2 separate regions of the Homo sapiens genome follow, and region 2 is linked to region 1. Evidence: read pairs that join two places in POLR2A ChIA-PET (ENCODE). Cell type or tissue: B cell. All regions are shown on one strand. Region 1 overlaps CCDC134 (coiled-coil domain containing 134). Region 2 holds the start of SHISA8 (shisa family member 8).

What was found. ChIA-PET counts read pairs that join two places held together with the same protein. Peaks named below come from ENCODE experiments on the same cell type or tissue, not always from the same donor. Only the 100,000 strongest peaks of a DNase experiment are listed, where the experiment ranks them.
Region 2: POLR2A ChIA-PET joins it to region 1 with 6 read pairs; 20 of 35 experiments call an interaction of 5 or more read pairs at or near these places.

What each region holds. Positions count from the first base shown.
Region 1 is chr22:41,821,781-41,824,280 of GRCh38, forward strand. The region is part of intron 6 of CCDC134 (coiled-coil domain containing 134); the gene reads left to right. Among named protein-coding and RNA genes, the nearest start is that of SREBF2, 10 kb to the right of the region's middle. RefSeq lists enhancers at 1,221-1,290, 2,002-2,500. In B cell, a CTCF peak has its summit at 1,184 (motif pointing right); a DNase peak (open chromatin) is centred at 1,181.
Region 2 is chr22:41,914,194-41,916,693 of GRCh38, forward strand. SHISA8 (shisa family member 8) reads right to left here and starts at 881. Exons shown (of 4, transcript NM_001207020.3): 1 at 1-881. The coding sequence starts at 474. LOC124905125 (a long non-coding RNA gene) reads right to left here. Exons shown (of 2, transcript XR_007068113.1): 2 at 2,318-2,500. RefSeq lists silencers at 80-189, 260-339, 480-559, 600-669, 740-819 and 1 more and an enhancer at 182-1,107. In B cell, no CTCF peak of the experiment used is centred here; DNase peaks (open chromatin) are centred at 238, 1,048 and 1,978; H3K4me3 peaks cover 1,814 bases; H3K27ac peaks cover 513 bases; H3K27me3 peaks cover 790 bases.

The DNA of each region.
Region 1 (2,500 bases):
CAGAAGAGCAGGTCCTTAACCTTGAACAGGAGGGCGGGCAGAGCATGTGGGCACAGAAGCAAATGGGTTGGTGGGTGTGGTGGTCGAGCTGTGGGGGTTGTCTCCTGCTACTTTCATCCTCTCTGTGAGATAGAAAGCAAGGTCATGGTCTGGGAGTGAGGGGAGCACGGAGGCTTGAGGAGAAGGTATGTGCAGGAGAGCAGGAGGATGAGCGGACCAGGGAATGAGGCTGGATTGCCGGCAGCACGGAGGGCCTGCTCGTGGTTATTGTAGGGCTAAGGAGTTAGAGAAGGTAGAAGGCGGTGGCCAGAGTGGCATGCTTGAGGCTATGGAGGATGTGGTTGTTGTCAGGGACAGGCAGAGCAGGGTAGCTTGAAGACAGGAGGAGATAAGGCTGGAGACGTAGCATGGGGTCCGGGCCTTTGAACAACAAGCTTAGGAGTTTGGGGCTCTATCCTGGAGCCAGATGCATTTTTGCAGAGCAGGCAATGAAGAGTGAATTTGGAATAGAGAGGAAATAAATTGATGACTAACCTAACAGTGAAGACAGCGGAGGCACAGGGAGGTACAGTAATCAACCTGAGGTCTCACAGCCAGTAAGTGATGGAGTGAAGGTTCAAATACATGTGGTCTGCCTCTTGAACCATGCTCTTAACCACAGTGCTGTGTTGGCCATCAGCCTGCTGACCTGACCCAGGCTGGTCAGGTACAATCAGGGGTGGCCAGGGAAGATTCCTGGGGAGACATCTAAAGATAGATTCAAAAGATGACTAGGCACTGCCAGGCCTAGGTGGGGAAGGGAACAGGGAAAGGATGGGTGTGTTTCTCTTCTGACCCGGCTAGGTTAGGCTGAGCCTGCTGAGGCTGAAGGGGCTAAGATCTCTTGACTTGCCCTTGCCCAGCCAGAGTCAGAGAGGAATGGGGTCTCTGTGGCCTAAGGGGTCTCCCAGCTCCCCGTCTTAAGTGGATCAGGATTCACTCACAGAGACAGGAGCAGAGTGTGGTAGGGAAGTACTAGGCAGGGAAGTGTGCAGCCTGCAAGGCTAGTCCTAGTTGGGCCTACCACATGCTATGTGACTCACTTACCTTCTCTGGGCTACACTTCTGTGAATCCCCCCATCTTCCAAAGTCATGACTCAATCTAACCTGGTAGGCAGATTATTCCACAAGGTGGAGCCATTTGTTTGTTTTTAGTATCTACTTTGATCAGATCAAACATTTGTCACAATTGCCCTAGGAACAAATAAAAGGGTGTGTTTTACAGCACAGCTACCTGAGTTGTAGGCATAGTAAATCTTCACCTAACATCATCCATAGGTTCTTGGAAACTGTGACTTTAAGTGAATCTATGTATTACAAACCAATTTACCATAGGGTAATAGATATAAATAAGAGTTAAGTTACTACAGCATATTTCTGGTCAAAAAACCATTACCAGAATTTTTTTTTTTTTTTTTTTTTTGAGACAAAGTCTCGCTCTGTTGCCCAGACTGGAGTGCAGTGGTACAATCTCAGCTCACTGCAACCCCCGCCTCCTGGGTTCAGGTGATTCTCCTGTCTCAGCCTCCAAAGTAGCCGGGAATACAGGCGCCCATCACCACACCTGACTAATTTTTGTATTTTTCAGTAGAGACAAGGTTTCGCTATGTTGACCAGGCTGGTCTTGAACTCCTGACCTCAAGTGATCTGCCCACCTCAGTTTCCCAAAATGCTGGGATTATAGGCATGAGCCACGGCGCCCAACTCCAGTCTTCAAAATAAAAACCAAAACACTCTTAATATGAAACATTGAAATAAATGTGAACTATACATACATTTAAGAAAGATTCATCAAAACAAGTAAAATAATTATTTATCCATTTAGTCCCGTTCAGGGTCCAGCCTCTCCCAGCAACTCAGAGCATAAGGGAGGAACCAACCCTGGACAGGACGCCCTCCCATCACAGGGCACACTCACACATGCCTCCACAGTCAGACTGAGACAGTGTAGACATACCAGTGAACCCAACATGCACATCTTTGGGATGTGGGAAGAAATTGGAGTACCCAGAGAAAACCCACCAGAACACGGGGAGAATGTGTGGACTCCACACAGACAGTGGCCCTGGCCAGGAATCGATTGTTTTTTTTCTCATCCACATTATAATGACACGACCTTGAACTAAACCACTTTATTCGAGGACCTGCTGTGCTATTGTATTTCCTATTCTAACGTGGCTTGCTCATTCATTGAAAAAACACATATTGAATGCTCTTGAAAAGCCAGGAAGACTCTGTGCTAAGGCCTTGTGGCAGAGGACACTATCCTCCTACCCTCATGGAATGTGCTGTCTGGGAGGGCGATGGGCACAAGAAAGAAGGAATCAGCACAAAGTTGAAGGGAGCACACCACCAGGAGCAGCCCCTCAGGGAGTCAGGGCAGGTCTAGAGGGCAGTGAGTCAGCTGAGCCCGAGCTAATGTGGCAGAGGGGTGGGTGTTGGAAAGAGCGTTCTGGGCCTC
Region 2 (2,500 bases), 92 kb after region 1:
CCCGATGCCGGCCAGCACCAGCAGCGCTGCGACGCCGCACACAGCGTAGACGGCCGTATGGCTGCGCTCGCGGCCGGGGTCCCGGGGCGCTGCGGTGTCGCGGGCGCGGGCGGGCGGCCGGCCTGTCTGGACCCAGGCCGGCGTGTCGTAGTTGGAACAGCGGCTCTGGTCGAGGCGCCGCGGCCCGTCGTGGCAGCAGAAGCGGTAGCCGCACGTGCCGCAGCAGAAGCTGTAGGCTCCGGAGCTGCAGTTGAAGGGCGGGTCCCACTGGCCCATCACGTCGTAGTAGCCGCGGCAGCGGTCGCCCCCCTCCGGGGCTGTCGTGCCGGGCGCCGCGGGACCCTGCGCCTCGGGGGCTCCCGCGCGGCCCGACGGCGGCCGCGCCAGCAGCAACGCGAGCCGAAGCGCGAGCGCGAGCCGGAGGCCGGGAGGACGGCGGCCGCCGAGCAGTCCCCGCGCCCCGGCCCGCGCCATCGGGCCCGCGCCTCCCGCTACTGCGCCCGGTGCATGGCCGGGCGCCGCGGCTCCCTCCGGCTCGGCTCCTCCGCTCCCGCAGGGATCGCGCTGGCTCCCGGCGCACGCCGCCTCGGCCGTCGGCCTCCTCTGGGGACCCCAGCCCCGAGTGGGCTGGGTCTGGAGCTCCGAGGCCGCACCTCCGGTGGGCGCGTCCTCCGCCCGGGCTCACCTCGGACCCGAGCTGCCCGGTCCGCGTCCTGAGATCTTCCCCGGGCCGGGCGGCGGGTCCTCGCCTGCGCGCGGCCCCCGGCTTCTCCCCGGCCCGGCAGGTGTGCGGGTCTTGGCCCTAGCGGAGGCCGCGCCGGGGCCGCGGGCCGCCCGACTGCGCTACCTTCCCGCCGCGCTCTCAGTACAGCCCGCGCTCTGGCTCCGGCTCCGGCTCCGGCTCCCGCTCGGGCTCGGCGCGGGCTCGGGCGGGCGGGGGAGGGAGAGAGGAGGGAGGGCGGAAGGGAGGCAGAGCCGGGGGAGGAGCGCGGCTGCCGCGAGGGGCGAGAGGAGGCAGCAGGCCCCGCGGAGCCGGGAGGCCCCACAGGGAACCCCCCTCCACAAAGACTGCCCCGAAACATTCATCGGAACTGGGCGCTCGAAGGGGATCAGTTCTAGGGCCCGCGACTAGAGCGTCCCTGTCTTACAGGTGCGGGGACCTGTACCTTACAGGCGCGGAGGTCAAAGCAGCCCGGAATTGCCCCGGGACGGGCAGGGCCACCCTCTCACCTCCTTCCCGTCCCCTCTGTCCGTTCTGATCATAACATAAGGAGGGCCCCTTCCCCTCTCGGCGCCTCGATTTTCCCACCTGTCAAATGGGAAGGACTTCCCCTGGCAGCGCCGCTTCAGAGGGCCAAGGATTTACCCCACGGCGCGAGCCCAGTTCCAGAACCCCTCGAACGCTGGGCTGGGGTCCAGGGATGTCCCCATCCCTGCGTCGATGGGCACGGCTTGGCTGACGCACTTCCGCGATCTGCTCCCTCCCCAGGTGTGAGGAGAGGGGGACTGGGCTCGCCCCTGCCCTGGAAAAGGAAAGCCTGGAAAAGGAAGACCTCCGCCCTGCGCCCACCCGCAGGTCCTTTCACAAACCGAGGGGTAGGGTGTGGGGGCCCTAAGGAGCCCGGACCCGGTCCCAGCACGGCCCAGTGGTGTTTTCGGGGTTGAGTTGAACTGGAGAAGGTCCTGGTGCTTGGCTTCTCCCTGCCTCAGTATCTCATCTTAACATCAAAGACTCTTCCTGGAGGGCAGACTCATAATCTGCCCCTTCCAGGAGATAGGGGTCGATATGGAACCTCCCTCTGTCCAGACGGAAACAGCAGGAGGGCAAGGACTGGGCGTGCAATTCACCCAGTGTGCAGCTCAGGCCTCTGTCGGCATTTGCTGAATGAATAAATGAATGAAAGGACTCCAGCGCCTAGTTTCTGTGAGATGAAACATTTGGGGCTCCCTAGGGTCCCTCCTGGTCCCCTTTCCATCCGTCCTTCTCTCAGCAACTGGGACCAGCTTATGAAAGTGGAGAAGGTGGGGGAGAAGAAGAGGAAGGATTTACATTTTAAGGAGGATCAAGTCTGTTGCCTGACATGAGGGGCTGACAGACTAATTTCAGGTATTAATGGGTTCAGACAGGAAGAGGAGGTGACCTCCCCACTCAGAGCTTCTCCTTGTGCCCTGGCCAAAGACAGCCTGCTCCCTCCACCTACACACACACATGTGCACACACATGTACACACACTTCCCATCCAGCCCCGAAAACCCACCCTCATTAAAGGACCCCTTATTACCAGTTTAGAAGAAAAAACACAGATGAACAAAGGAATTAAATGAAATTGCTTTAATCCCATGTCCAGAGACAACCACACTAAAATATGCCACATTTACATGCTGGATTGTAACTAGTTTGTGGTTTACTTTTTGCCATCCTTAAACTTTTCGTTTGGCTGGGGGCAGTGGCTCACGCCTGTAATCCCAACACTTTGGGAGGCTGAGGCAGGTGGATCAC